3 separate regions of the Homo sapiens genome follow, and regions 1 and 3 are each linked to region 2. A link is a loop called in an ENCODE intact Hi-C map of the cell type or tissue named here. Cell type or tissue: Caco-2. All regions are shown on one strand. Links, peaks and the distances in the headings refer to the core of each region. The heading gives the core; the rest is flanking DNA. Region 1 has its middle 20 kb from the start of SNORD3P3. Region 2 overlaps FLRT2-AS1 (FLRT2 antisense RNA 1). Region 3 has its middle 28 kb from the start of LINC02329.

Region 1 (10,794 bases), core at 1,221-9,220, 270 kb before region 2:
AGAACAGTTTTGCAAGGATATTGACTTCTGCTCAAACTAAGCTTCACCATTCTGTTGTGCTCAATACTTTGTTGTCTCCGTTTTATAAATTCATTATTAAACAACAAGGATTTCCCATAAGAACATTTTTACACACTGAATAAATCCCTAAGAAAATAGAAATCGTGTCATTTCTGAATCACAGTTTCTGTCTAATGGGCAACTTCTGTTTCCTCTAAGTCTTTAGACAGATTTATATATTTTTAACATATTAATTGAACATATTTTAACGTTATAAATAAAGCCAACCTTCAGTAGTCAACTTTGATCATATCCAGGTCAAAGATCATGTTTTTTCATGAGACCTTTAAGATGCTCCATGTCAAGACCTTACTAACTTATAGCTTCACCTCTTTCAACACCTCGTCTTACAAATCACATGCTAAAAATGTGGAGATAGAGTTCACATCATACCTTACTCTGTCTTATAACTTGGTGCCTTTGATTTTATCATGCCTTGTTTAGAAATACGTTCTTTATTATTTTTCCATCAATTAATTTTGGGGGGGAGTTTTCTTTGGTGATTTCCAATATGAAATTACATAGATCAATCCTTAGAAACTGATTTAGTGTTTTCAGGAAAAAATATTGACAGGGAATTTTATAGTTGTATTTAAAAAAACAATGACAAATAGACATACTACACCACTGGCATCATCTGACATCAGCAATAATTTCTACAAGATATTTAGATCTGGTAGCTGAGAGATAATTTCTAATTCTTCTGTTTACTTAACCTAAATCTGGAATGTAATGACAAAATGCACATAAGTAACAGCTGTGATCATTTAAACGATTTGCTGCTTTTGTTTTGTCTGAATCATGATGTTTTGTATACAAAATGATTACCTTGTGGGAGTTGCGTGATCAACCCACTAAAGTTGGTTTTTTGAAACAGGGTAGGTGGAGTATGGAGGTTTCTGAGCTGCTTCTAAGAGGTGAACAGGGTCTGTGACTATTTTTCCATCTGTTCTTTTGTGATTTACACAAATTCCATGCAGAAAGAGGAGCTGCTACATCTGACAGAACTCCCCAAACTGCACTATAAACAGCAGGGAAGGCCACCTGCTACTCTCCAACTTATGTTACATCAAAGCAGCCTGGATCGCTCACCCTGATTGGCTAACAGCAGGTCTCCCATGAAAAATGCCTGCTTGATTCTAGAAAAAATAATTAGCAGGCCCCAAATCATCGGAGTATTATCCAACAGGTTGTAAATTTTAAGGGTAAGGGCAAGACAAGTATCTAGTTTTTGTTCATTTATGTCTTGAAGCTCCGTGTTTTTCTCAACTACTTCTGGTAATTTGTTTTATTAGAAGCTGCATTCACTCTCCCTTTCACATCCAGGGTAGGCTGGAGTGCCAGACGGTACATTGAAAATAAGGGGTGAAAAAGGGATTTCAAGAAAATGACTGTTACAGGGATGCATTTCTCTTTTCTTTTTCTGTTTTCTTTTCCCTTGAGGGCACAGGCAAAATAATTGGGTTTTGTTTGTTTGTTTCCATTTTGTTTTACCATTCTTTTTTTTTTTAATACTTTAAGTTCTGGGATACATGTGCAGAATGTGCAGGTTTGTTACATAGGTATACACATGCCATAGTGGTTTGCTGCACCCATCAACCCATCATCTACATTAGGTATTTCTCCTAATGCTATCCCTCCCCTAGTCCCTCACCCCACAACAGGCCCAGTATGTGATGTTCCCCTTCCTGTTGTCCATGTGTTCTCATTGTTCAACTCCCACTTATAAGTGAGAACATGCAGTGTTTCGTTTTCTGTTTTTGTGTTAGTTTGCTGAGAATGATGGTTTCTAGCATCATCCATGTCCCCACAAAGGACATGAACTGATCCTTTTTTATGGCTGCGTAGTATTCCATGGTGTATAGGTGCCACATTTTCTTTATCCAGTCCATTCTTTTATTTTATTTAGAAACAGTGATCTCACTTGTGAAGAAGTATCATTGAAAAACTTGGAAGTTGGAGTTATATGTGACTTCTGGACCTGATAGTTTTCAAAGAAGGAAACCCAATGTCCCATAGCTACTGTCTGCACAATTCCACCTGTCAGGTCCCTATCCACTCAGCAGGTAGCTCAGTCACCAACTGCAGAAGTAACTTAAGAGTAGCTCAATAAGTCTGAGTTCTTTCACTTTCTGCTTTGACAAGTTGATCAATTACAGCAATAACTACAGACATTTGAGGTGACTTGTTTACTGCCATAATGTGGAACCAATCTGGAATAATTTTAAGACAATACAAGCTATGTTAATGCATGCATGACTCATGTCTTCCAAATTACAAGTTTGCAAAACTATTTTGAGACTAAGATGACATATGCCAAATGTAATTTAATATTTATACTCACCTTTATTGTTGTTGTTAGTCTGTTTTCAGAGTTTATAGACAAATTTCCTGCAATGAAGTTTAAGGAGTAGATTTATTTTTAAGTTCCGGGTTAGGTCCACTAAGTGATGAAGAGTAGAAGTCCTTCTGTATCTTGACTGCCTGACATATAGCTTGGGGAATATATAGGAAATATTTATCGAATGACTAAGTTGATGCATAAATGAACGTATCTAAATGGTAAGCTCTATACGGGCATGCTTTGGTATTATAATAGCCCTTCTCTGGTATTCAATTTAAATCTTTTTATAACTGCCTGTCTACTGAGGGTTGGAATTCTAACAGAGACATGTCAGGGTGCAGATGTTTCTGCCAAGTTCAAATCATCCAGACCCCTAGAAGGAAATACAGCTTTATCTATGTCAGAGAGGTTCCTGTGAATTCCTAAGCTGCTTTAAAACTGGCAGTACCTGCCTGGGGCTACATATCAGCCTGTAGACACTTTGGCAGAATTGTGCGGACAGTTGAAGAGGCAGGAATGTTGGAGGTACACTGGAAGCACAGTGTGGGAGAAACTTGCATAGCACCTGCCCTGCTGCCCAGCAAACCTGTGATCCTTGCAGAGATGTATTCATGAGCAGCTGAGAAGTCAAATGAGCCTGCATTTAAAGAAGAGAAAGCAGCAGCAATAGCAACAAAAAAGACTCAAACCCAATACAAGAAATTAAGAAAACTTTATTTTAAAAGAACAATTAAGCTTACTAAATGGACAGCTCATTATTGGACTTGGAAGCGGACCATCTGACAGCCTCTGGGACGGTTGTGCAATAGCCTGAGATACTCATAGCTAGTAATTGAAAAAGAGAAGGTCACAGGAGGGTTTTACAAGTCTTGAAAGAAGTCTTCACTTTGCATTTTTGGAGAGCTTACAAAGGCGGCCCCAGGGGAGGAAAGGTGGAGTGGCACATTCCTGGAAATGGTTTCACCTGCAGCCATGGCAAGGGTCAAAACTGAAAGAGATGGGCTAGTAAAGGAGTCTGGGCATTTGACACACATTAGGGCACTGGGTTTCAGAGAGGAAAAGAAATTGGCTGGGCGCGATGGCTCATGTCTGTAATTCCAGCACTTTGGGAGGCTGAGGTGGGTGGATCACGAGGTCAGGAGTTTGAGACCAGCCCGACCATCATGGTGAAACCCCGTCTCTACTAAAAATACAAAAATTAGCTGGGTGTGGCGATGCGTGCCTGTAATCACAACTACTCAGGAGGCTGAGGCAGGAGAATTGCTTGAAACCCAGGAGACAGATGTTGCAGTGAGCCGAGATTGTGCCACGGCACTGCAGCCTGGGCGACAAGAGGGAGACTCCATCTCAAAAAAAAAAAAAAAAAAAAAAAAAAAAAAAAAGAGTGCAGCTCTCTAATTGGGCTCTTTTACTTACTATTCGTATATTCGTATAATAAGAGCCACATTCCTAGACTGTATAATGAGATTAATCACAGTAAGTACCTTGTAAAGTTACGTGAGAACCAAATAAGTGGACATTTATTAAAAAAAAAAAAAAAGAAAAAAAAACAGAGAGATAAAGAAATAAAGCGTGCCAAGTTCACTGATTCTTGCCCTGTAAATAAAGTCAAAGCCCTGTATTATTTCTTGGTGTCAAAACTCCTTAAATATATTCATTTGTTCCTTATAATTCATTTTAAACAATACAAGAAATTAAGAAATCAATTGAGATTTTCCAAAATGTTTTATTTTTTTAAATTAAAAGATGTCTAGGCTGATCACATTCTCCTAGCCTGCTTAACAGATTCCGTCTTTCTGTACAAATCAGATACTTGAATTTTTAACCTCATACTAAGTTATGGATTTAAGCTCATGCGTTTCTCTTCAGCAAGAATGTGTCCAGTTCCTGAACTAATCTCATCTTTGGCAGTGGTCCCCTACACCCCATGGCGACGCTCTGGTATTTGGAATGTCTGTTTACATGATGGCCTCCTGCACCTGGGACAGCACAGGGGGAGCTTGCAAAGAAACAATGAGCAGGGGAAGAACAGGAACTGAACCAGGCCACAGAGTAATCATCCCCAGCAGCAGCAGTGCTTATCTGCAAACACTCCCAAGACCGCTGTCACCTGAAAATGCCCTCTGTCCTCTTTGAAGAAGGAAATGCTGTCACAACCTATTAGTCACAGAAATGTTCCCTGGGAATTAGTATGCTTAATAGATCTACTGATTAATTAATAGAAAAAAATGGAAATACCCTTTGATCCTCTGACATTACTTCCCAGGAAATTATCCTACTGATATGCTCATGCACGTGCTCAAAAATATATGTTGGGCTGTTAACTGCAGCATTATTTGTAGTAGCAAATGACTAGGAAAGCTGAAATGACCATCAGTAGGAGACTGGTTAATTAAATTATAACACGTCCATAGAGTGAAGAATGATGAGGTCATTAAGTAGACAGACAAGGGCTCCACAGCTGCTGGTAACAGATGATCTCTAACATTGTTAGTTTCAAAGGAAAAAGATGTGCAAATAAGGCACGAGTCAAGAGAGAGACAGAAAGGTAGGTAGGTACGTAGATAGATAGATAGATAGATAGATAGATAGATAGATAGATAGACAGATAGATATGTATATGGAAATTTTCTGGAAGGATCCAACATAAGTAAACTGTTTTGGCCTCTAAGAAAAGCATGAGGTGGGAATTACATTCTATACCATTTTGTAGTTTGCATTGTTTGTCATGTGCATATATTGACAGAGACAGTAAAAATTTAATACTAAGATTGGCCTCCTGATCAGGTAGAATAGCAGAGACTGCTTTTGCAGATCAGTAGCATGGGGCAATGGGTAGATGATGGTCATGAATGCCATAGTTCTGGTTTCTTCAATGTACTCTCCAGTGCATGATTCTTGGCAATTTACTAAGACTTTCCAGGCTTGTTTCCTCATCTACAACAAGCATAGGGTTAAAAAATACCTATTTCCTTTGGACCCTGAAGATAAATTAAATGGCTAATTATTGAAAGTGAATCTTCTCACACTATTTTACTCTCACCTAACTTTTTCCAGGGGAGTCTTCAAGACTTAATTAAATTCTTTAAGGTTGAGCTTCCTCATTTCTGAAACCAGGATTTTAATTGAATCCAGCTCACGGGGTTTTTGCGGTGACTATACAAAATAATGCACAGAGAGCAATCCATAGTTTTTGGCACAAATCAAATTGCTAAGTAAATATTAATGACCATTATCATTGTCAGAGGACCTACTATTATGGATCAGAAGTTAGGCAAACCATACATCTATAGGGATTGCTATAGAAGGTTTATCTCAGCTAATCAGATAGCTGGAGAACTACTTACAATAGAGTCTCTTTCTTCTACTTTGCCTCATCAAGAGATGCTTCCTGAAACCATAGTGTCTTATGACTCTTTGGCAAATTTATTTCCCCCTGCTTTTCTGGGTACCAAATCAGGTCAAGGAAATTTCCTCCTAACCGCCCCCCACCCCCATTAATTCATTTGCATTGTCCCAAAGAAGGGATGATAGATTTTCTACCTTGATGTGTCTTAGTTTGGATTGCTCCAATAGTAAACACCAAGTAATGAACTGGTGTGAGTCAGAGAAGGGAGAAGTGCCAATAAATTCTTCCTTTATGAATGAGTTATGAATGAGTTATCACTGTGGGCAGCTGGGGCTGAATCCCATTGGGCATGCTCTGAGAAATAATATAGGACATGCCTCAGAATAATTTTATCAGAGGCTGTGGAGGCTGGGTAATTTCTCTACCAAATTCTATCCTCCATTAGTGGAGTTGTCCTCCACTAATCCTACAAGTCACCTGCTTCAAGGGAAGTCTCAAAACAAGGGGAGGTTTCTCAAGAAGAAGGAGCTGATTCTACCAGCCCAGAGGATTGGAGGAAATTTAGGATTCAAGATTCTCAGCATCAACCACTCAAATACCCTATCCTGGGGCTCAGAGATTCACTCTTTTCATAATTCCTGACTTTGGCAAAGGAGATCTGTTCAGAATGGGCATTTGTTCTTTTGCAACTCTGCCACTCTTATAATTAGAACCTGGTCTTGATTTTTAGCATAATATGCTCAGTAATTGCAGGGAATAAAAAATGTTCTACAAAGCATGGGGGATAACGTGATTTGGCTGTTTCCCCACCCAAATCTCGCCTTGAATTGTAATAATCCCCACATGTCAAGGGCAGGGCCAGGTGGAGATAATTGAATCATGGGGGCAGTTTCCCCCATACTGTTCTCATGGTAGTGAATAAGTCTTACAAGATCTGATGGCTTTATAAATGGGAGTTCTCCTGCACAAGCTCTCTTGTCTGCCACTGTGTAAGTTGTGCCTTTGATTCTCCTTTGCCTGCTTCCATGATTGTGAGGCCTCCCCAGTCATGTGGAACTGTGATTCCATTAAACCTCTTTCTTTTATAAGTTACTTAGTCTCCGGTATGTCTTTATTAGCATCATGAGAACAGGCAATACAGGGGAATATTGGCTTTCAAAGCATATCATGACTTGACAACTGACCGTTCCGAACCTGATGCTTTTACCAAGACTTTCAGTGTAGTTAATAATGATTAACTTGCTCCACAATTCTTATAATTATTAATATCCCATATATTCCAAGTACTACTGCTGCTGCATAGTCCAATGTCTTACCTTCCTCCTGCAGTATACCCCAACTAACCATGAATAAATGCCTGGGAAATTGTGATGCTAATTGCATGCTAGGGGTCATAGAAATCCCATTTATGCCAGCAGTGAGATCATTATTGCCATGAGTAATCCCATCCCAACATCTGATCCTGAAGGTTTATTTCCAGGTTCACTTCCGCGTGTCAACTTCTGTAGTCTGTGTTCACAAAAAGTGAACCCTGAAGCAAGGGCTTCATTCTGGAATAAAAGCCAAGGGAATAGGGGGGATGGGAAAGACTGCAAAGGAGGTGTCAGTCCATTCAAGTTGCTGTAACAAAAGTAGCATAATTGGGTGGATTAAACAACAAACATTTATTTCCCACAGTTCTGGAAGCTGGGAAGTCCATGATCAAGACATTGGCAGATTCAGTGTCTAATGAGGACCCACTTCCTCGTTCACAGAGGGCCATCTTGTCACATGACAGAGAGGGCGTGAGAGCTCTCTCTGGCCTCTTTTATAATGGCATCAATCTTATTCACAAGGGCTTTACCCTCATGACCTAATCACTTCCCAAAGGTCCATGTCCAGTACTATTACATAGGGGGTTATATGCATTTTGGGGAGACATAAACTTTCAGTCCACAATAGTAAGTAAGGAAGAAAAGCCAATATCAGGTGGCTTCTCCTAAATGCAATTAATTGCTTGATTCTATGAAACCATCCTGTGAGAAATCACAAGAACTGCGTATCAGAGCAGTCAGCACCGGGGAAGATAGGAGGAAGAATGTATTCATTAGCTCCTAACATTCACTGGACAAAAATATACCCCATAGAAGTTTAACACCACCGTCCCCCACAACGCGCGCACACACACACACACCCACACACACACGCGCGCGCGATTACAAGTTGCATATGCATGGGCATTAAACTCGATCCCATGGGGGCTCATGCCTAAAGGTCCACAGAAAAATGACCAAATGTTCTGGTGTGCCTGCGACTGAGGGGTTACGTGTGTCTTTATTAGCATCATGAGATGCTGACATCATCAGTCTTAACCCTGGGTTAAGAGACTTCCCAATGCTAAAAGCAGGAAATTCCTGGGAAAGCTAAGACTAGTTGGTTACCTTTTCACAAGGACTCCTAGATGGGAGGCAAGAGGTAACTGTACTATTAGAGTGTGCTTTTGTGAAGGTGATCAGAGATCACACAGATATGGCAATCTCTCCAGCAGCTAGAACAATGGCTTGGAGTCTGAGAAAATACAAAGCAAGGCATAATCTGATATGGTATTTGAATTTTTTCCAGAAAATTGATTCAACCATTCAATAAAATAGTCTTATTTTAACACATCCATCTTGTTTTATTAAAATCTTGTTTTATTCCCCCTAGGAAAATCAGATTTTTAATCCACAGTGTCTTGATAATTCCTTTAGGCCTTTCTTTAATTGACATGAACTCTTTTTGATTTTTTTGCTTAATTTATGGTAAATTAAATTATGATAGAAACATTTAATGCTTATTTTCCATGGCATTTGGAAGATAATATTATATTCAGTTGTGTCATCCTGATTAAACATTTTTTAAAGCCAAAAAGAAAGAGAAAAAACCATTAAAAGACTTGGCAAATGCAACCAGAAAAAAACTTTAGAAGGTTGTGCATAGGCTACATTGCATAACAGAATGAACAGTGCACTGATCCCTTTCTGGAAGGACTATGGCTCAAATTACAGTATGTTTTATGTCCTTGTAAATGAAATCATTTGAGGGTCTCTTGTCACAGATCATATATGATTTGCAACACTTGGCACAACTTTTTCTCTGTTCTGGAAATACCTTACAAATGAGCTAGGATCTCAAGAGTGAGTTCTATCTTTCCAGGACAGGAAGTAAGCCTACCTAGAATTTATAGTTGTGAGGAAGCCCCAGGAAAGTGGCAATCAAGACTGGTTTCCCCTGGGGTACTAGAAGTGAAAAGCACTCATCTTAATTAGCATTATGACTTTTTTCTTTTTTGTTTGAAAATTGTATTTCTTTGAAAAACTGGGCAGATTGGGGTTAGGTATGTAATTAAGAAAAATGCAATATGGTAGAAATACACTATTATTTTACTTGTCTTCTTTCCAAACATGGTACATAAACTGCTCAAAGTCATATGCAACTTTATGTGTTTTTAAAGTGAGACTAAAAGTGATTTTTGAAATCCATATTGTTTTCTTGAACTCCAAAGTTTCTTTCTAATGTGAACAATAAAAATTTCAAAATATTGGGAGGCCAAGGCAGGTGGATCGTCTGAGATCAGGAGTTCGAGACCACTCTGGCCAACATGGTGAAACTTCGTTTCTACTAAAAATATAAAAATTAGCCGGACATGGTGGCACACGCCTGTAATCCCAGCTACTTGGAGGGTTAGGCGGGAGAATCGCTTGTACTCGGGAGGTGGAAGTTACAGTGAGCTAAGATTGTGCCACTGCACTCCAGCCTTGGCAACAGAGTGAGACTCTGTCTCAATAAAAACAAACAACAACAACAACAACAAAAATTCACAATAGCAGGTACTCCTTCAAGGCTAGAAGCAGCCTGGTATATAAAGAGCACAAGACTAAGTACAACATGTTGTGGGATGAAGTGTGTCCTCCAAAAAAACATGTTAAGGGGCTGTGGAGGGCCCGCCTGGGAGGGTTAGTGATGTCTTTGCAGGTGTAATCAGGCTAAAACGAAGTCACACTAAATTAAGGTGGGGCCTAAATCCAATGCCTGGTGTTCTTATGAAAAGGCCATGTGTAGACACAGGGACATGGAGGCACACTGCGGGAATGACAACAGAGGTAAAGTAGCGACGCAGCTGCAAGCCAAGAAACACCAAGGACAGCAGCAACCACCAGAAGCCAGGAGAGGCATGGAACAGATTCTCCCTGAGAGCCCCCATAAGGAACCAACCTGGCTGACTCCTTGATTTTGCGCTTGTAGTCTCTGTAACAGTGAGAGAATAAATTTCTGTTGTTTTAAGCCACTCGATTGTATTTTGTTATGGCAGCCCTAGGAAATTAAAACTAAGCGCTAAAGCCCTGGATGCTATTCCACTACAATACCTGCTACTAAACAGCAGCAGGACCCTGGGTAATATGTCACCTTCTGGAGTCTCACTGTACTTACCTGTACAGTGACTGAAGGGCTTTGAATGGATGTCCATAGCATCCCTTTTAGTTGTAAATTTCTTGGGGTCTATAATTTCAACACAAGAAAAATAAGAACAATCCCTGGTGACATAAATTCTATCAGGATAGAAAATTGGACTACTTCATTCATTATTTCCTTAGTGCCTAGAACATGTATTTATTTTATCTTTTTAAATTAATTAATTTTTGTTAAGACGGGGTCTCTGTCACCCAGGCTGGAGTGCAGTGTTGCAATCAGGGCTCGCTGCAGCCTCAGCTTCTCAGGCTCAAGTGATTCTCCTGCCTCAGCCTGGGACCACAGGTACACACTACTATGCCCAGCTAATTTTTAAATTTTATTTTTGTAGAGACAGAGTCTCTATGTTGCCCTGCCTGGTCTTGAACTACGGGCCAGGCAATCCTCCTGCCTCAGCCTCCCAAAGAGCTGGGATTACAAGCATGAGTCACTGTGCCTGGGCCATATATTTATTTTTGAATGGATAAATATACCAATGAATAAATAAATCTTTGTTTAAACAATTCTCTTTATCGTAACTATTGATTCAGTGACTCCCAAATTTGACAGTCAC
Region 2 (10,794 bases), core at 1,272-9,271:
TTTCATTAAAATGAACCCCATCATTAAAGAAAAAACTCAAGGATATGTTGTTAGACCTGTGTAGTCGTGTCTACATGACAGACAGTATAACTAACAGGATCTTTTAAAGCTGATAAAACAATTTTTAAAAAGTAGTGAACCCTAGGTTCTGCCTTTTGGAACACAGAGAAAGCATGCATTTTGCTCTCTGGACAATGGATCCCTCTGAAAATGTAAATCACTACATATATATATATATACACACACACACGCACACATCACTACACACACATACACACACACATACACACACACTCCAAATAAATAGCCTTCAACTGTATGCCTCCACGTTATTTTCTGAGCACACGAAATGAAACCTTATTCTCACACATCTGGACATACTCAGGGCTTGTCATGTTGAAATTAAGAACGCAAGATGGCAATGACCCTGCTGTCATTGGGTTATGACATTTGTATCAGTGTCCTCTCTTTAAAATAGGGGCGTTTAGACAGTTCCTGGAGGGGTTCTGGAGATCTAAGGCACATGGATGTGACTCCATCTACATGAGAAGGAAATGTTGCATCGTTTGGTAGTGGTTTCCATGCCAAAAGTTTGCAGACACTGAAGATATTGACACCAAAGTTTCAGAGAATAGGAACTGGTAGAGTGGCAGGGAGTGGGGATATGGGCAGAATCTCCAGATTTTGGATGCTTGAATCCAATGAAGCTTGAAGTTCCAAGTTATATTTGCCAGGAATTTAAAAGCTGCATCTTCTCCATTTGATGGACTCTGATGGCCCACAAGAGAGGCGTGCCAAAAAGGAGGAGCAAAGAAATTTCCTTTCCTTGTAAGAGTATAATATCTCCCAAATGTCTTGCAGAACCCAGTAATTAGGAGTTGCCAAAACATTTTAACATCACATTTGGCACATTATGGCACAACCTCACTGACTTCATGTTCATCTGCAGAAAATGAAGGATGGAAGCAAAAATGGAGATGGAACGAATGAGAAAAAATAGCATAAGAACACCAGGTCATCAAGGCGAAAGCAGTGATATTATCTGGGAAACTGGAAGAAATCCAATTGTGGATAAAGATAAATTACAGATGAAACCAGTGCTAAAAAAAAAAAAGAAGAAGAAAGAAATGGAATAGAAACTAGAAGGTATGTGACTTTCAAAGGAGAAAAGGCAGATTCCTCACTCATCTTACCTTTTAAGAATGAGATATTGCACCATCTGCTCCCCAAACCGTTATTTCATTTCACTCTGGATTTCTCCTTGGTCTCCTCCCTGTGTTCTCTGAATTTTCAGATTGGCTCTCTTCCTGTGAGTCACATCCTTTCTTTAAATGTTTCCATATTTCCCCTGTCTCTGCAGCTTATGTATGACTCTTTGTTAAGCATTTCAAAATATTACATGTTACTGCGTTGTAATACTTTGCTTGTATCTAGCACCTCTTATTTTTAGAACTTAGTGTTTAAACAAATACTAGCTACTGTGTTAAAAATGCCTATACATTTTATAGGTGTAAAGTTACATCATAATTTTTTAAATGATAGAATGGCTAGCTCACACTCTCATACTACAATGCTTACTCTAACTTTGTGTTTGTGTGGGGCATTTCAAGATATACTCCAAATTATAATAACTTCTATGATTGCGTCATTGACTTTTTCTATAACATTCTACATGGTATATTAACACACATGCCTTAGAATTATTCATTGGTAATTATCTGCTTCACATTGACTAAGCCAGAAACTTACCACTTCTGTCTCCCTTACTTCTAGCAGGTGACCAAAACCTTTCAATTTACCTTATCAGCAGCTTTCCAGGTTTTGCAAACTCTGACCTGTGGGTCAGTTCCAGCCACCCACCTTGTTTTGTAAATAAAGTTTTATTGGAACACACTCATTTGTTTACATATTGTCTATGACAGAGTTAAGTAACAAAATTACAAATTTACCCTCCGGTTTAAAAACCCTCAATCCTCCTTATTTCCCTCAATATAAAGCTCACCCTTCTAAATTCAACCTGCAGAGCCTATTTCTACCTCTGACTCTTCTTTTATCCCCTTTCTCCACGTGGACATTTCATGCAAAGTGTGAATGACATTAAATCAGTTTCTGCAGTATTCCATGCCATACCAGAAAAAGCTCCTGGCTCCAAAAGAATATGTTAGGTGCCTCTTCTATGCCCTTATATAGAACGTTATGTTTCCGCTAATCTAGTCCTTGCTAGAATTGCACTGTAATTTGACTTATTTGTCTGAATACTCTGCAATAATCTGCTGCAGAGCTAGCACCCTTGCTGCCACATTTAACGGGATCAAATACAGCACCTGACACATAGTAGGGTTTCAGAAATATTTAATAACATAAGTAATAAAATGCAGATACCATTCATATACTAAAGAAAAAAAAGAAAAAATCTATAATATCAAGATGAAGTTTAATCTGGAAAAGTGCAAAGAAAACAACTGTTAAGGAGAAGTACACAAGGCCCAGGAGTGGTAGAATGAACATGAATTTTTGTTGGGACATTAAGGAAATCTGAGAAAGTGATGCTATAGCTATGAGAGATAATGATGTAATAACTAGACATTTATAGATTATGATATACAAGGAAGAGGAAACAATTCCATAGCTGTATTTCACACTGCTTTGTCCATCATTATAAGCATGTGGATGTCTCCACATCCACATTTTCTTGTTATTAATGATTCTAACTTACCCATTCAATTATTTAGATATCCATTTTGATTAATTCTTCTTCTTCTATAATTGCATAGTTTGAATCTCACTGTTTTGAAATATGTTAAAAGTAGTAGCATGAAAGTGGTAAACTTCTAGAAGGTAGAAGAAGAGACATTAGGGTTGCTGCTGAATCAGAAGAAGGTTGCAGGTATAGGCATAGGAAATACATGTTTTATTTTCCATAAACACGTTTTACAGATGGTGACCCGTTGTCAGCATATCCTATATCTTAACTAGTTTATCCGTAGTTGGTAATGAATTGTCTCAGATACAGCTGTATGCCTTTTCCATATGTATGAGTATCATCCTGTAAGACATATGAAGTTTTCTTTCTTTTTTTTTTTTCCTTGAGACAGCATCTCGCTCTGTCGCCCAGGCTGCAGTACAGTGGTGCGATCTCGGCTCACTGAAACCTCTGCCTCCCGGGTTCAAGCGATTCTCCTGCCTCAGCCTCTGGAGTAGCTGGGATTACAGGTGCGCACCACCACGTCCACTAATTTTTGTATTTTTAGTAGAGACAGGGTTTCACCATATTGTTCAGGCTGGTCTCGAACTCCTGACCTCAGGTGATCCACCCACCTCAGGCTCCCAAAGTGCTGGGTTTACAGGTATGACCCACCATGCCTGGCCTGAAGTTTTCTATGTTACCTAAATGGAAGGAAGATAGCTTGCCTATCACATTAACTCCATTTGCCTCATTAGACCAATCCCTAACCACTGTAACCATTTACATTTACCTGGAGTAAAATGAATGGGGGGGGGTTCACAGGCAAGAAAAGCAGCTAGGAAATTAATGTTTTAATTCAGCTTAGAGTATCTGGCCCTCCCAAAACAACTTGGAAATTGGGACTGAATATAGTCTTCTTCAAAAATATTGTAAAATTAATTATATTGAAATATACTTTTATATGTTCTGTACAAATTTCACCCACACAATTATTTAAATGGTCTTGTTAGCATTAATCCTGTTGGAATCTTTGCTTGTATAACTGCAAAATGAAAGTACACTCCAACTAATAGATGTGCTTTAGAACATTTCTAGGAAGGAAAATATGAATAGAATATCAGAAAATAAATAATAAAACTTTCACAAATGAAAGAATTTTAGAGGGTTTGGAAAGCTAGGTGTAACCAAAATATAAAAAGGAACCTTATGTAAATGAGTCCTAGTGAATAAAGAGTGTACTCTGACCATAGTCCCAAAGGTGGTCTGGCTTCTTGCTTGTCTCAAAGTAGCCTCTTCCTACATAAAAGACTTTGCCAATAGAATTTATGAATCCCTTAGAAATAACATTTGCCTTTTAATCTTAAAATATCCATGGAAAGAATTGTCAGCATTCTTTTCTAACTATAACTTTATAGCATTGGTTTCTAAAGGCAAATACATGTGGATTATCTGATTCACATAAACAACTTGACTTACCCCAAGAAAGGAAAGCCCTCCTACTGTTCTTAATGGTTATGTGAAGGGGACAAACCATGTTTGAACTGTTTGAATACATATCCCCTTACTTCTGCCTGGTGGGATTCATAGTCACCCACTAGGCAAGGTTAACTAATGACTGAAATGAAATCCAGTCATTTAAAGAAATCTCAAAGGCTTCCTGGAGTTAGGCTGGAAAGATGTCACTAAGAGAAGGGCTGTACTTTATGCTTTTGCAATGTTTACAGAACCTGTAACACAATGGAGCATGATTAATGAGACTCTTCAAACTCCAGCACAAGCATAGGACTTTGTACTTGTCATGTCTAAAGATCAGCCTTTATCACCCCATAACATAAGAAATGTAAACCAGAACCTAATCATTTCCTAAAGGAGTTACCTTGGCTTTTATTCTCAAGTAAACTTAGGGGTTAAAGAGGAGACGTTCTCATTTTTTAATAAGAATGGCACCTTTGCTTTGGGAAATGCTTTTCCCTTAAATGTTTTTACATTTATCATTTTATGCTATACTTACAAAATGATGTAAAGCATGTTTGCCAGAAATTATTATCACCTGTGACAGATGAGACATCTGGGGCATAAGAAGATTAAGTGACTTTCCTAAATACCCAGCTAGTTTGAAACATATTTGATACCAAAACTCAGCCTGATTCTATTCCAAATAGACTGCAACATGCTATTATGCTTAAACACACCCTATAAAAATTAGGAAAAGAACCTGGGCAATTAGCAAATTTTCTTAGTATTTTCGAATCTACTTTCTATTCTTTTCCTAAAGTCTAAGTAATGTAAAGAATTTTTAAAAGATAATTTATAGCCACAATAAAATATCTTCCATTGTGTTAATTCAAGAAGTTGATCTCAAAACCTTCAGAATTGTGTTTTTCTGTCCATTCAAAGCTCACACCTCATTAAATGTGCTCACCCTCATCTCTCTTCCATTCGGGATACCGTCGTAAATGGGTGATGGATGGCTCACAGGTTTAGTAGATCCAGTAACAATTTTAACCTCCTTCATTCTATCAACAGTTTCCTGAGGCCTGACAAACAAGATCTTCCTGCCTGTAAAAAGGCCATTTAAGAGCATACAAACTCAATCTTACCACATCTTGTGAGCAAACTTCCATTTGAGAAAAATAAACTCAGAGTACCAACTAGTGTCCGTTTTCAACTGAGAGCAACTATGTCAGTTGTCCTGAAGCTTCTCGTGTCAGAATCACACATCGGTGCTTTGGATCCCTTTATATTGTTGAAAGGGATGTGGATTATTCTTCCTGGATGTTTTCATCAGCTGCATCTAGAAAAGCATGATAACCGTCTACCCAGATGTAATAGACCCTATTCAGTTTTCTTCTTTCTTCCTTTTCTATTTTGGTTACTTTTTTTCAGGTAATCTTCCCAGTAAAATGACATGTTTGTCTATTCCAGATATTACAGTGGAAACCAGGGAGAAACACTTTTGGTGGTTGTGCTTATTTATTTTCTCGTTGCTCACAGCTCTGGAGCTGTCATCATTTGAGAGAAGAAAGAGCCTTTATCTGAGTTCCTTGATGGACAAGATGTTGTCTTTACTTGTTTTCCCCCCTTTGGCAACTGATACTGTGTCTGACTTTCTTCTTAACCCATCTGTCTTATGCTTTCTTGTTTTGCCAGAAAAAAGAAAAATTTGACATCCTCACAAAATGGTATTTATATTGCCCTAACTGGACAGAGTAAAAAACACATGACTGATGAATATCTGAAGGAATTAAACTGTTATTGAATATGTTAAAATACTTCTTAACTATATTGTGAAAGATAGATTTTTTATTAATAAACAATCATGTTAACTTGGGCCATAGTAAACAAACATACCACAGGTTGTAAAAATAGAAGAATCTTCTGGCAGAAGAGCCTAGTGAGCAGAGAACTTAATACAAATACAGAAAATTTGTTTACTCTTGGTGATTCATAAACTTTTAAAAAATGTTAACTTTTTTTAAAAAGAAAATAGAGTGAAAGAGATATGTCACTTTGTATTTTGCTTATTTTATATCTAAATGTTACAGATCAAAAAGTGTATTTAATTAGATTGGAAATTACCTGCTGTTTTGAAAAGTTAGGGAACTACAGGAAAAATTCTTTAGACTTGTATATTTGTTTACTATTTCTGATACATTTCATATTCTTTATTTATCCTCTTAAGATAATTCAAGTCCTATTTATTGATGATGTATGAGGATCTAACAAGAATTTGACCAAGATATAGGTAGTGACCTCTTCCTTCCTAGCTTTTTAAAAAACACTTTTATTTAGATATAGTTTGCATAGCATATAATTTGTTCTTTTTGTGTGTATAGCTCTCCATACATCTTTTTAGTATTTTTTTTTTTTTTGATGGAGTCTCACTCTGTCACCTAGGCTGGAGTGCAGTGGCACAATCTCGGCTCACTGTAGCTTCCACCTCGCGGGTTCAAGTGATTCTCCTGCCGAGTAGCTGGGATTACAGATGCGTGCCACCATGCCCGGCTAATTTTTGTATTTTTAGTAGGATGGGGTTTCACCATGTAGGCCAGGCTGGTCTCGAACTCCTGACCTCAGGTGATCCACCTACCTAGGCCTCCCAAAGTGCTGGGATTACAGAAGTGAGCCATCGTGCCCAGCCTCTTCTTAGTAAGTTTACTACGTTATGCATCCATCATCATGAATCAATTTTAGAACCTTTTCATCACAGTCTTATGATCCCACATGAGTATTTACTGTTAATCCTTATTCTCTCTTCTCTCCCCCAAATCCCACTCCTCAGGCAATCAATAATCTGCCTCCTGTCTCCATAGCTTTGAGTTTTCTGTAGATTTATATAAATTAAATCATACAGTATGTGGTCTTTTGTGTACATCTTCTTTCATCCAACATAATGTTTTTGAGGTCCTTCCATGTTACAGCATGTATCCAGAGTTTGTTTGTTTTTTTTTGCCAAATAGTATTCCATCAAAGGATATGTCACATTTTGTTTATCTATCCACCAGTTGAAGGACATTTAGGTAGTTTCCAATTTTTGACTATTATGAATAATGCTACTAAGAACATTCATGTGAAACTATTTGTGTGAACATATTTTCATTTCTCTTGAGTAGACACCTAAGAGTGGAATTGCTGGGTTATACGGTAAATTTATGTTTTAACTTTTAAAGAAACCATCATGTCAAACTTTTTTCCAAAATAGCTGCACTATTTGACATTCCCATCAGGAGCGATTGAGGGGCCCAATTTCTCTATTTTCTTGCCAAGTCTTGGTTATTGTTTTTCTTATTATATCCTTTCTAATGGGTAGGAGTGGTATCTCATTGTGGTTTTGGTTTGCATTTCTTTAATGATGCTGAGGCCCCTTTAGCTATTATAGGCTTACTTTTATAATTTTTAAAGCCTCATGCTTAAGACAGACCTATGAAGAAGACATTGTCACTTTATGGGATCTGGCTTTTAGTTCAGAGATATTTAAAAAGTTTTGAAAGTACTTTTGGTTTTATCCATAATGACAAGAACAAATTTTCTTGCTGATGAGAGAATAAGATGCACAGTAGGTCACTGGGCTCAACTCTGGACAGGTTTCTCAAGACCTAGCATTCACTACTAGCTACCTCACTGTGACCTTGGATAAGGAGTTGACACTTAACTCATAATAGCATGTCATGGAGGGTGTGGGTGGCAGGCCTTCAGATAAAATAATTCATTTAGGAATGCTCTAAGGGATAAAGGCTCTACAAATAGAGGCATTTTAATGCCTACTGCTTGACTTTCTATCAACCTTGATCTACAATCCATGTTCTTTTATCTGCTGAACTTAAAAATAATCTAACACTGTATTATTTATAAGGCATTAAAGGAAAAGGAAGAAGGAATTCCAGTATATAAACATGAAAATTCAGCAGAATCACTAGAGGGAAAAATAAATAAATAATTCAAAAACGGAACAATGCTGACCTTTCTGTGGTTTGATATTGTGCTTGGGATTGACTAGACAGAGACATCTCTTCAAAATACCAAGGAAAATGAGAAGGACTTTCAAAATCAAGCTCTTTATCATAGAAAAGAGCCCCTAGGCCTTTGTCAACCTACAAAACAGGCAGTTGGTCCAGACTAGCTCTTCCGTGTTTAGGAAGAATTTAACTCCTTTCCCTATATGATTAATAAAAAGCAAAAATCTAATACTAATAAACTCACTTGTATTCACGGTAAGTGATTGCCCAGCCTATTTATAAAATATTGTACTAAGGGAAACTTTCAAAGGTAAGACAGAGGACAGAGAAACAGGCACTATTTGTGAGGAACTGTTTCTTTAACTTTCTTATCAAGTTTTAGTGTTAATTTTATTTTTCAAAGATGTTTTATGTAGAGAAAAAGGAAACATAAAATCCAAGTGTTCCAACCGTGTAAGTAAATGAGATGACTAAATCCAGAAAACTGAAGCACTAAAATAATTCAAGAACAAAATTAAAAAGCAAAATAAAAGACTCACTTGAAAAACTTTACAGTTACCTCTCTTAGCTAAGAAAAAGAAGGGTGAAAGAAAATTGGCTAAGCAATTATATGAATTTTAAAATAATACATGTAGTGAAAAGGCAAGCTCAGAATTCCCTGGTTTGAGGAAGTTTATTTCTAGGGTAGGTCAAGTTTATTTCTAGGGTAGCAAATGGTGACACCTGAAAGCACTGCAGAGTTAACTGTGCAGGAATTAAGCAGCTCTACACCTTTGAAGCTCTCAGAGGTTATATGGAACAAGGGTACCAGCAAAGCAGGAAGTACCAATGCAATTAAAACTCCATGAAGTGGCTGAAGGTTAGATGGACTAAAATATATCTCACACTAAATTGTGTTCACATTAATTATATAAATTATGTTTATATAATTTATATTATTTAATTATATAAATTATATACATATATACATTATATATATTTATATATTATATAAACACATTAATTATATAAATAATGACAGCTTATTTTTATTTTGAGTTTTGAAACACCTCACTTTACTTGATCTTTTCATACCTACCCTGAAAGATGATCTTTATTATACTTTTTTTATTTGATAGAAGGGATGCTGAGGCTCAGAGCAGTTACGTGATTTCCCTGGTAAGATGGAGACATGAAGTAAGATCTTCCAAGACCAAGCTCAGACCTTCTTCTAACTGCATAAAGTTTGAGTGCAAATATTCATTTTTTTCTTTGAATAAGCACTCTTGAAAATTGCCCCTGTCCTTCCAAAGAAGGCAATTTTATTTTTCTAGCACGTTGATAGATAGTGAGAGAAAATACATATGAATTTTAATTCAGAATCTCATTTACATGTTTGATTAAGTGTGTTTTCCCAAATTAAAACATCACTTCCCTCTTTATCAGAACTATAGTTAGATATAGGTAGACTTGGTAACATTTTGTACAATGGTAGCATCTAGGTTTGAGTAAGTCCCTAGGTAGATCTTTTATCTCTTTGTATGCCCTTCTTAAAAAGGTGTTACCTTCACTTATTCCTCCCAGTGCAGTTGGAGAATGTTTGTATCAAGTTTTTGCCAGCTTCCCTGTGGAACAGACAGCAACTGCTTAACAAATGGCAGGTTTATGTAAGAGGAAATCTCCATGGTTTAACGTGCTTTTGTTTCCTGCCAGTATGTACCTTCTGTTTTTGTTCACGCATAATCATCTTGTAACCTGCACAGAAAGGCAAAGAAACCACGGCTTGAGGAAATGGATATTCAAGCAATTACTTCCATGCTGATTTTCCAATTCTTGGCCCAAAGGACTTTCCTCGAGACTGGGGACTCCAGTAGCTGGGGCTGCTGTATGCAGAAGGCTGGATATAAAATAATGCTACGAAGTCCCTGGTAAAATCAGTACATTGTGAAAAGAGCCTCATCATCATTTGAATGAGGTCTTTTCTCTAGAGAGAACCTGTTTCAGGGCACAAAAGTACTTTGTATATATCTAAATTGTTATATTTCCCTAAAGAGAGGATAATTATTTTTCTATGGGTCTCCTCTAGACTTTGAGGTTTGACAGATAGGGACTGAATCTATTCATCAAGGGCCTGCTACATGTTTTGTGTTTTCTACAGATGTGTGTTGGATAAATGGATGAGCCATTTACTGTAGAGTAGTGTTTCAAAATCAGAAGGTATGCATTTCAATGTCACAGGTTCACATGAATCAAGTCACACTCACTAAAGGATGTCATAGATTGAGTACTTTATATTCATGAGAGAAAAGAAAACCCACTTCTCCATAGTGTGGTAGGCATGGGTTTCCTTACACTGGTCCACACCTTGGAGAAAAAGATGCTCTCTACCTGACAGGGGAGCTTATTTGTGAATTCAGCAACCATGTTTTGAGCTTCAATCAGGTGAAAGTTCCATACTGGACACTAAGAGAATAGAAAAGTGAAACCAACTTAACTCTTGGAGTCAATAAGATCTAGACATGAGATTAAACATGTAGATTGCTAATATTACTTTAAGGGAGAATGAAATGAGTACCATAATGGTGGAAAAATGTAAGAGAGAAGTGTAGGACATAATGGATATTATCTTTTCATAGAGAAGTTGGAATTTTGAACCATCCGGAAATGTGGCAA
Region 3 (10,794 bases), core at 1,078-9,077, 160 kb before region 2:
AGCCCAGCACCTTCTCCCTGTCTCTCCCACTCTTGCCATGTGACATACTGGTTCCCCTTCATCTTCTACCATGACTGTAAGCTTCCTAAGGCCTCACCAGAAGCAGATGCTGACACTATGCTTTGTATAAAGCCTGCAGAACTGTAAGCCAAATAAACCTCTTTTTAAAAATAGATTACCAGCCTTTGGTATTCCTTTATAGCAATGCAAATGGACTCACACAGAAAGCAGTTTCTCTAAGGGAAGTCAGTTCTCATGGCATGGGGAAATTCAAGTATACCTATGAAGAAGTCCATGTGGTGAGTAATTAAGAATTTCTGCCAACAGCCAGCATCAACATGTCAGTCACTGGTGTGAGCCTTATTGGAATTAGACCCTCCATCCCCAGGCAAGCCTTCAAATGACAGCAGCTTCCCAGCCACCATCTTGATCATGGCGTCATAAAATACACTGAGTAAAAATAACCCAGCTAAGCCACTCCTAATTCTTAGCCCACAAAAACTGTGAGATGGTAAGTGCTTATTGTTGTCTTAAACTGTTACATTTACGGCATTTTATTATGCAATAATAGATAATGAACACAGTTCTCACAAACTAAATATATACAATTGAGAAAAGGACGGAAATCATTAAGCCAACCAAAAGCACCAAATTCTTGACATCATTCAAAACTAATTGGCTTGAAACTACATATGTGTTAAATTATGAAGAGAAGGAACAATATGTCAGATTATGTATAAAATGCTGGAAATATCAAATGCTGAATTGAAAACATGAGATATAATTTGGGTTTTATCTTTTTTTCTAGCATTTTGGAAATAGAAACTTTATTAGATATGGTAACTTTCTTGGAGGCAATAGAATGTGAATCTTACTAGTTTAAGCAAAAAATCATTTTACTGAGAAGTTCTTGGGGTACTTTATGGGATATAGGAATATTTGTACAATTATTTCCCTGAAGGACAAGAAGAAGAGCTGCCTCTGGGATATCATTGAGGAGTTCATAAGCGGTTCTTTCTGGGGAGTTGCCAAGAGCTGCACTTCTCAAACTTGATTATGCGCAGGATTCTCCTGAGGATGTTGGTAAAATGCTATTCAATTTAGTGGGTCTGGGGTGGGGCCTCTTATTCTGTAACTTTAGCAACTCCTAGGTAATACTGATGCCACTGTGTCATGGTCCTCTTACTGAAGAGCAATTTCCAACAAAGGGTTCATTGCTATATGCTATCATAGTAATCTCTACCTGACCTTCTCAGCTTCATTATGCCTGACATATGTATGTAATTTCCATCTTTCCTACTGGACTATAAGCTGCATAAGGAAAGGAACATGCCTGGCTTGCTCACTGTTGGCTCCTCAGCAGCTAGCATAGTGCAAGAACTATAGTTCAAAGAAATTGTAAATTTGCTTTCAAATATTGAACACGCCTCACCTGACTCACACCATTCTCTTATTTAAAGAATTGCTGTCAACCCTGGCTGTACGTTAGAATCAACTGAAGATCCTTTATAAAGTGCCCATGATGGGGCTCTACTTCAGACCACTGAAATTAGAACCTTAGGCAGAGGGGCCTAGGCATTGGTTTATAAGCTCCTTGGGCATTTCCAATTGTAGCGTAATAAAAATATGTATATTTGGTCTTTGTCCTTGGCTTCTGGCAAAGAGCTCCTAAAACCTTGGGATATTCTGATTGACAGGAGTGTTTATTTTTATTCATAACGAACACCTTTGACCATACCTGGGTTTATACTATTGAGATGACTCCTGGCAACCCCCTAGGCAGCTTTGGGATGGGGTCTGGTTGCCAGAGAAAGCAACAACCTGGTTAAAGGATTGGAACTTTCAGATCCACCCCTGAACTTGAGAGGATTCAATAGTTTGGATATTTGACCTACCGAACATCATGTTGAAATTTGATCTCCAGTGTTAGAGGTGGGACCTAATGGGAAGTACTGCGTCATGGAGGTGGGATCCCTCATGAAAGGCTTGGTGCCATTCTCACTGGAATGAATGAGTCTCACTCTATTCATTCCCATGAGAGCTAGTTGTTGAAAAGAGCCTGGCACCTCCCCCATCTCTCTCTTTCTTCCTCTCTCACCATGTGATCTCTGCACACACAGGCTCTCAATTGCTTTTTGCCACGAGTAGAAGAAGCCTGAGGTCCTCACAAGAAACAGATGCTGGTATCATGCTTCTTGTACAGCCTAAACACCCATGAGAAAAATAAACCTCTTTCCTTTATAAATTACCCAGCTCCAGGTATTCCTTTATAACAACATAAATGGACTGAGACAGAGGAGGAAAGAGGTTAGAGATTGAATTCAATCACCAATGGCCAATGATTTAATCAATCATGCCTACAAAATAAAATTTCGACAAGCACATTTAAACAAAGCGATATGGGAAGCTTCAAGGTTGGTGAACACATCAATGTGCTGAGAAGGTGATCTGCCAAGAGACGGGTATGGAGGCTCCTCACCTCTCCATCTCATACCTTGTTCTGTGTATTTCTTCCATTTGGCAGTTCCTGAGTTGTTTTCTTTATAATAAAAACGTACTTGTAAGCATCATGCTTTTCTACTTTCCTGAATTCTGTGAGTCATTCTAGTAAATTATCAAACCTAAGGAAGAGTTATGGGAACCCATCAATTTATAGTCAAGCAGACAGAAGTATGCATAGCTTGAGGACACTATTTGTGGCTGGCATCTGAAGTGAGGGCAATGTTGTGGGACTGAGCCCTTAACCTGTGGGATGCATTCTAATTCTGGGTAGTTAGTGTTAGAATTGAATTGTAAGACTTCCAGTTGGTATTGGAGAACTGTTGTTGGAAAACAGGATATAAATGTTCGACTGATAAAAGGGATGATTTTAGAGTATCATTTGGATTAAAACCCATTCCTCTTACCAGGTATTCCAGATGGCTAGAGCTGGCTTCAGAAGACATGGATATTATTTATTTATTTATGAGAAAGTACTCTAATAGAGACAAAGACTCCTTTTAGGCCAACTATCCTCTGATACATTTATCTTTTTCACTTTACTGAAACATCCCCTGTAAGGGACTACATATCTTTCAAGATTTCTTGTGAATAGCAAATGAAAATAGCAATGTAAATGTTGTTCTATTGCTCAATAACTGTTAAGTTTTATTTTCCCTTTCCTTCCAGAACTTTCTGATAATAAGCCAAATCAGCAAGGCTCATCAATAATGAATTGAGTTCATTGGGTTCCATCGTAATTACTTGCCTATTAGATCTTAGCTAAACCTATCATGCTTCTAAGATTCAGAAAACTATTTAAAAAGTTTGTCTTTGTAAACAGGCACACTTTGTTCTATGATATGTTCCAAATGTCTACAGGAGTACTTTGTACTTCATAAGTGCTCATTAAATATTTGTTTAAAAAACGAAGTGTTTGTGTTTTAGTGAGAAGAAAAAGTATTACTAGATCTGCTCTCACGTACTTTTTGATGTAACTGATGGGAACCAAAATAGTAAAGACTAATTAAAAAGGACAAGTAAAGTTACAGTAGTTCGTGGTCAGAAAAGTCTGCGTGGAAGATCTAATGTTCACATGAGACTTCTTAGGAAGAGAAAAGAAGGAAGGTCTTTCCAAACTGAGAGGAGAGCATATGTTGAGATAGGAAAAGGAAAGGTCATTTTGCTTTCACACTCAACACAATACTGAATACTTCACCTCAGGTCACCAAAATGTGTGAGGTTTCTCCCAATGATGCAGATTCTCCAGTAACACCAACTGGTAGTCCTCTAACAAAATTCAGTTCTGACACTATCTACCTAGAGATAGAATCAGATACCACAGGTTGAGGGCTCAGTCCCATAAGACTGCCCCCATTCAGATGCCAGTTGTAAGCACAGGTTGTGGCCTATGCTTCTGACTGACTGGCAATAAATAGGGGTTCCCATGACCCCCTTCTTGGGTTCAATTAATTGGCTAGAGTGGCTCACAGAACTCAGGGCAACATTTTACTTACATTTACTGGCTTACTAAAAGAATATTTCAAGGATACAGATGAGCAGCAATATGGAAGAGATGTATAGGGTGAGGTATGGGAGAATGAGGGCAAAGCTTCCATGCCTTCTCCAGGCAGATCACTCTCCAGAAACCTCCACATGGTCAGTAATCTAGTGGTTCTCTGAACCCAGACTTTTTGGAGTTTTATGAAAGCTTTATTACATAAATGATTTATTACACCATTGGCCATTGGTTGAACAAGTGAACCTTCAGCTCTACCCTACCAGGAGGTCAGGAGTGGAACTAAAATTTTAAACCCTCTAATCATATGGTTGATTCTCCTGACCCAGCCCCCATCCTGAGGCAATCCAGGAGCCCATCAAGAGTTGCTTCACTGGGACAAAAGATGCTCCTATCACTCTGGAAATTCCAAGGGATTTACGGGCTTTGTGTCAGGAACAGGGTCAAAGACCAAATGCACCTTTATGTACAATGGTATTAGGAGCTCTATCTCAGAAACTAAAACAGAGACCAAAACAGAGACCAAGACAAAAGGTTCTCTAGTACCCTATTGCTCAGGAAATTACCAGAGTTTTAGGAACTCTGTGCCAGGAAATTGGGACAAAGACTAATGTGTATATTTCTTGTTATTTCATAGTGTACCTGAAGGCACAGGATATGAATGCATGAACTACATTTAGGACATTATGAATAGCTCAGCCTGTCTCAAGTGGAAAAATTGCATGGGTGAAAAGCTTAGACTGAATTAATGAGTTAGGACCAGATGGTAGAGAGTGCTGAGTTCATTCTATATTTGATGGGATTGGGCAGGATAGTGGAATTGCAAGATGCACCCAGTATTCAAGGAAGCATCCATGAGGAATCCAGACTATTTAGGAGAAATTTTCATCTAGGAAGAAAATGAAAAGTAGGACTCTGGGATGATAGAAAGAGTTTCAGAGACTTTTTGTTAAAATGATAGAGCAACTGTTACCTGGTGAATCTCAGCTTTTACTGTCATGAAATTAAGGTCAGCTGAATCTGACTTCTTTTGTAAAAGGGATAGGGATCTGTTTTGTAGCTCCCTTGACTGTGAATCACAATTCTGAGTTTTGTGTATAACTTTGGGAACAGGTTTCATATTTTATAATGATATCCTGTATTTTCATGGTGAAAGAACTTCTTTTAGCATTTGTACTTGTGTTCCAATTTGGGCCAAAATCAAAGAAGCCAAAATGAAGAAAAGAACTCAGGAATTATACCCTTAATTATGCCTTCATACAGAATGGACAGGTCCCTAATTTATAATTAATTGCTCAAATTAAAGTGTTTATTTTAGCTACATTAAGTCCTGAAATCAAGAGAAAAAAATAAGGATTATGCCAAATTGTCTCACAAGATTATTTTAAAACCAAGGTCTTGTACTATAAATCAGGAGTGTTCTACAGGCCAACGTCTTTCTTTCATAATATTCTGGGAAACTTCATTTGCAATTGAAGACTGCCAAAATGATAGGTACCAGATTTGATATTGTGAAAATCACCCTCTGCTTATATAAGGTTAAATTATTAGGTCAAAAACTGTAATCTAAATGTTCTGAAACTCTATGTAAAAGGAGAAAAACATAGAAAAGCAGACTTTTCCTCTAGGCAATGTGATAGTGATTTTAATTAAGAGCTAGGAGTCTATAAGGGAAATCTAGGTTTATATGTATTAGGTTGAAATGAAATAGAACCTGAATTGAAATTGAACTGGATGCAAGAATTTGTTGAGTCATCCTTCCTTTATGCTCACTGATGTTTATTGACACATTGTTCCATATACCAAGATAGAAGATGAAATTCTAAAACATGCAAGATGGAAATTGAAAACAAAATCACAAAATTATGTTGTTTAAATCAATATGTATATGAAAGTACAGATCAACTCTGAATACCTAATATTCCATGTCTGATGGATATATTTTATGAAGAAATGTATTGACAGTACTAGTACTAGTGAAGTGGCATGGAAAAGAGGCTGTAACTGCCCCCATTTCAACACTAATAAGATAGAACTGTGATTTTTTTTTTAACCTTTTGGAGACCTTATTCACTTTAAAGTGAAATATTACAACTGAGCAATTAGATACTTGTAGACCTAAACGATCAGTCATAGTATCTTTTTGAGGTAAAATATTACCAATAATACTTGTGAAATTATAATGAATAATGATATTTAGGACGCACCTACTATGTGGCAGTCCTAAATCACTATACTAAGAGATACAAATGCATTAACGTTAGTGTTTATACATGGGGAAACTGAGACTCAGGAAAATTAAGTTATTGCCCAAGGCCACACAGCTAGCAAAATATCACAGATCTTCCTGGCTCTAAAACTCATATTCAATTTAGTTCTTCACCTATAACGTCAGTAACTTCTACTGTATTGTGCAATTCATGAGAGATAGGGACCATGTCTGTCTGGATTTTGACAAAAATACTGTGCCTCAACCTCATTCAAGTCTAATTATATCAGAATTCTGGGGTTGAGAACCCAGGTATTTTATTATTTTGTTAAAGCTCCTAAGATAGTAGTTACATGCAACCTAATTTCCCTGTTTTCCACTATCTTTGTGGAATACCTCATTGTACTACTAAAGCATCAGGTATCATTAACCCTATTTTTCAGATTTAAAAAATCAAGATTAAATCATTTATCTAAAGTCACATAGCAAATAAGTGAAGGAGCCAGGATTTAAGCTCAGTTTGTCCAGTTCCAAGGCCAATATTTATTTTACAGCCAGTAAGTTATCTCCCTTCAAAGGAAATTAGTACATGTTTCTGAATATTAATAACCCCTTAAATTCTTCAAATGACAAACATAAATATTATGAGTTTTTCTAACTTTCAAAGTCTTAGCAGAAAAAGATCTACGTGCCAAGCATCATTGCAATTAACCTGTTTATCAACTTGAGTTATTGCATATTGCATTATTTTATGCCTGAACATACTACTTCCAAAATCTATTCTACAATTATTCCAGCTCTACTAGGGAAACTTACAGGACCAAAATAAAATGTCCCTCTACAAAAATCAGAGAATTGTATGCTAGTTTTATTTTAATAGGCTATTGATTGTTTACCAGTAAAAAGTTATCTCATTTATTTTATCTTGTAAGGTACACATTCCAGGCATTTAATTTTTTATGGCTTGGAAGCTAGGGAAGTATTGGAAAGCTAACTTTGTGTCTGGGTCAAATAAAGCCTCTTTTCAATCAGGCAATATAAATTTCAGTTGTCCTGTTAGGAGCATTAGGGGGAAGGATATGAATCAAGGTTATGAAGTTAAGTATTGCTTGCCATCATGTATTGCTTGCCATCATACTAAAAAATGCAAGATGAATCTCTTTGCCAAATGACGAAAGTCTGTGTTCCAAGAGAATGCAATGCTACACCTTTTCCCACATGGTTCCTCCAATCTGTGGTCAGGAACAACTCAGATCCTTACCAGAAACTCACTGGTGCCTTCACCAATGGTAGTTGGTGAGCACCTGCTGGTAGGGAAATGTAGATTAAATGAAGACAGTGTAGCCAGGAAAAAATCGCCAGTGAGTTGAAAGAATGGGGTTTGATTTTTCCCATATTTCCTGGCATTTCCAAGCTCCCTAGCCTTGCAAATCAGGATGTTTGCAGTCTCTTGCCATATCATCATTAAGAATAACAACACAAAACTCTAGGAGTGCAGATTTCCATTTACTGTCTGGAGGAAGGTATAATATAAGAGTGATATGTAATATTAGAGCAATCCATGATTGGGAGGGGGTGCACTGATTTAATCATTTGCATGAATAACAGCATAGATAGCAATTACTTTGTGTTTGGTACTGTCCTTAGTCTTTAGATATATTAATTCTGGAGGGTCACTAAGATGTGAGCTTCCCAATGAGAAAGACTTCATCTTCTTGTTCTCCTTGTATCCACATGGTACACATTCAATGGATATTGGAAAATTACATCATATTGAATATATACAACACCATATCATCTAGGCACTGTCATGCTAATCATTTCATCCAATTGTTATGATTCTGTACTCAATGGGCACTTGGTTGGTAAAAGCAAGGTTAGGATTTTGAACTCAGAACTCAGACTTCCTGATCCTGTACTCTTAACAATTAAAACAGTCTAATTCCTAACTGACCAGTCTAATTCTGTTGGAAAAATATATGGTGCTCATGAGAGTACCGTATATTTTGTGTTCACGGGAATCATTTTACCGAAGTGTTATGATTCTGTACCCAATAGGCACTTGGTTGGTAAGGGTAAGGTTAGGATTTTGAACTCAGAGCTCAGACTGCCTGATCCTATGCTCTTAATAATTAAGGCATACTTCTTAACTGACCAGTCTAATTCTGTTGGCAAAATATACAGTGCTCACAGGAATGACCTTCTTTCTATTCAGAAAGATCAATTCTTTGTAGAAGTAGCCGTTTTCCCATCATGAAACATCAACATCCTTTGAAATGTCTCCGGATAATTAAACTCATGTTGTCTGTGTCTGGGAATCAAGTGAACAGTGGACTGATTAAGAAACTCTTCAATTTGTAGTTCTCCATAGGCAACCTGCAGTGGAGAGAATCAAGATTTGAAGGACTTCCCATCTGCACAGACAGTTAATAAAGCTAGGGTGATCCCAGCCTCTTCAATGGCAACATGGCAACTGCTGAGCCCCTTTTCTATTACAGAAATACACTCTCTTCTCCTATTTACCTCTCTGATCCCAAAGGCAAAGATATGAAGTAACCAAATAAAAGACCAAATTCTAACACCTGGCTCCAAGGATTGGAAAATGTCATACAATACTTTGACCAACGCATTTTGCCAGACATGCGTACATTTGGGAATTAATTACCTGCTGGTTGCCAGGTATAGCCCTAGGCATTGAAAGTCGAAAGATTAATAAACATGACCCAAGCTTTAGAAAAGTTCACCATTTAAGGAGTATAGAGACCCATAAACATATCATTAAAGTAGAAATGCCAGGATGGATTATGTCCAAAGCACAAAGGGAGCACAAAGGAAAGAGGGATAAATAGAGAAATCTAGAAGGCACACTAAAATAAAAACCTTGAATGAGGCTACCAGTTCTTTTATTAACTGTCAAAATAGTATTACAATGACAGACATTGATTATTTGCCTGCTAATAAGGGGACTAGTGGGAAAGGCAAATGTGTGTTTTAGGAAAACTCCTTTTCCAGGTTCAGTAGCTAGGAAAAATGCTACTCTGCTTGACAACACATACATATGTGCAGCATATTAATTTCTGATAACTTAACATTTGAAAAAAGTAATGCTGGGCATGGATAAGATTTAATCCCTTTATGGCAAATTTAAATAATATGTCAAGCATGATTTAGAAAGTTAAAATTATGGTCTTTCCTATGTAGCTAAAATATACTGGCAGACTCCTTAAAACTATAAAGTTTAGCATGACCATAATTGTCTCAAATTTGCTTACACATACTAATCTGACAATACTTTCCAAACTATTAAGACAGTTGGTTTGGATATAGCAGTCATGGAAGTTAGATTTCACCACTCAGATCTTTTGCACTTGGAAAACTGAGGAAATCAACAACAATATGAAGTGGGATATAAAAGAATTCATGTGGCTGACACAGAGCCGTGTCTGAATCTCAAGAGAGGCTTTTTTTGTGGGGGAAGGTGGCAGTTGGAAGGGGAAGAAAGAAGCCTGTAGAAGACTGTGGCATCGAAATGGAAACTGGAAAGTCTCAAGGGACAAAAGGAATACATTAGGCCTTTAGTTAAATTGTTTGCAATTGTTTGGACAAAAGCAATAGATCAAAAACTAATGGTCTCAAAGGTGCTTCAAGTTGTATCTTTACAATGCTTTAACAAAAGACAATTGGGTGGGAAATTTTGTCAAACTAGTTATTTGAGTATGTGGAAAAGAAATCTCCAGAGTTCGCAGTTGTGATAGCATTGTGAAGACACAACAGAATCTCTCCCTGGCAAACAAAGCCACTTACCAGCCTTTTCTGTGCTCTGCCCAGGAAGCTCTAGGGAAAACCACATTGATCTTTCTGCCAATCCAGCTTCTTATTCCTTCTTTCCCAGAAAGTTTTATTTTTTCTCTCTTTGTCATTCTGAATAAATTTTTTTTAAAAAAGAAAATTTGTGAAATTAGTAGCCAAATCAAATGAATTCAGAGCATGTTTAACACAGGCAAAATGAGTTTTTATTAGAAAGCATTTTCTTGATTTGTTGCAGGGGATGATGAGACAGAAAAGAAAAACATTTATAGAGGGGCTTGAAATTTCTTATTTCTGTCCAAGCCTAGCTATTTCCTTCTAACTAAAAATGTATGGAAAGTTGTGTTTTAAAAATTAGTAAGTTGAGCCATCAATCTCCCTTTAAATATTAATTCTAAAATTACCTTAAAAGACATTTAAAGACTTGAACACAGGGGCAGACAAAACAGTCGGGTACAATTGGGTCTTTTTGGCCTGAATTCTGGCCCTGCAATGTTAGATCATTTCTTTGCTTCCCTGTGCAGAAGGTTCTAATCTATAATTGACTCTTGAACAACTTGGGGGTTAGGGGCGCCAACCCTCCTCCACATAGTTGAAAATCTACCTGTATCTTTTGACTCCCTCAAAACTTTATTAATAGCTTACTGTTGACCAGAAGCCTCACTGGTAACATAAACAGTCAATTAACACATATTTTGTATGTTATATGTATCAAATACTGTATTCTTACAATAAAGTAAGCTAGAGAAAAGAAAATGTTATTAAGAAAGAGAGAATATAT

Evidence for each region. A loop is a pair of places that touch in the nucleus more often than their neighbours do. Peaks named below come from ENCODE experiments on the same cell type or tissue, not always from the same donor. Only the 100,000 strongest peaks of a DNase experiment are listed, where the experiment ranks them.
Region 1: a loop joins it to region 2, with 5 times the contacts of the local background. A loop is called at or near these places in 4 of 110 quality-filtered maps.
Region 3: a loop joins it to region 2, with 4 times the contacts of the local background. A loop is called at or near these places in 4 of 110 quality-filtered maps.

The regions. Positions count from the first base shown.
Region 1 is chr14:85,246,170-85,256,963 of GRCh38, forward strand. No RefSeq gene overlaps it. Among named protein-coding and RNA genes, the nearest start is that of SNORD3P3, 20 kb to the right of the region's middle. In Caco-2, for the core only: no CTCF peak of the experiment used is centred there; DNase peaks (open chromatin) are centred at 2,872, 3,332 and 4,432.
Region 2 is chr14:85,515,632-85,526,425 of GRCh38, forward strand. It overlaps FLRT2-AS1 (FLRT2 antisense RNA 1), which reads right to left. Exons shown (of 2, transcript NR_184170.1): 2 at 9,415-9,876. Among named protein-coding and RNA genes, the nearest start is that of FLRT2, 9.1 kb to the right of the region's middle. In Caco-2, for the core only: no CTCF peak of the experiment used is centred there; no DNase peak of the experiment used is centred there.
Region 3 is chr14:85,353,959-85,364,752 of GRCh38, forward strand. No RefSeq gene overlaps it. Among named protein-coding and RNA genes, the nearest start is that of LINC02329, 28 kb to the right of the region's middle. In Caco-2, for the core only: no CTCF peak of the experiment used is centred there; a DNase peak (open chromatin) is centred at 4,373.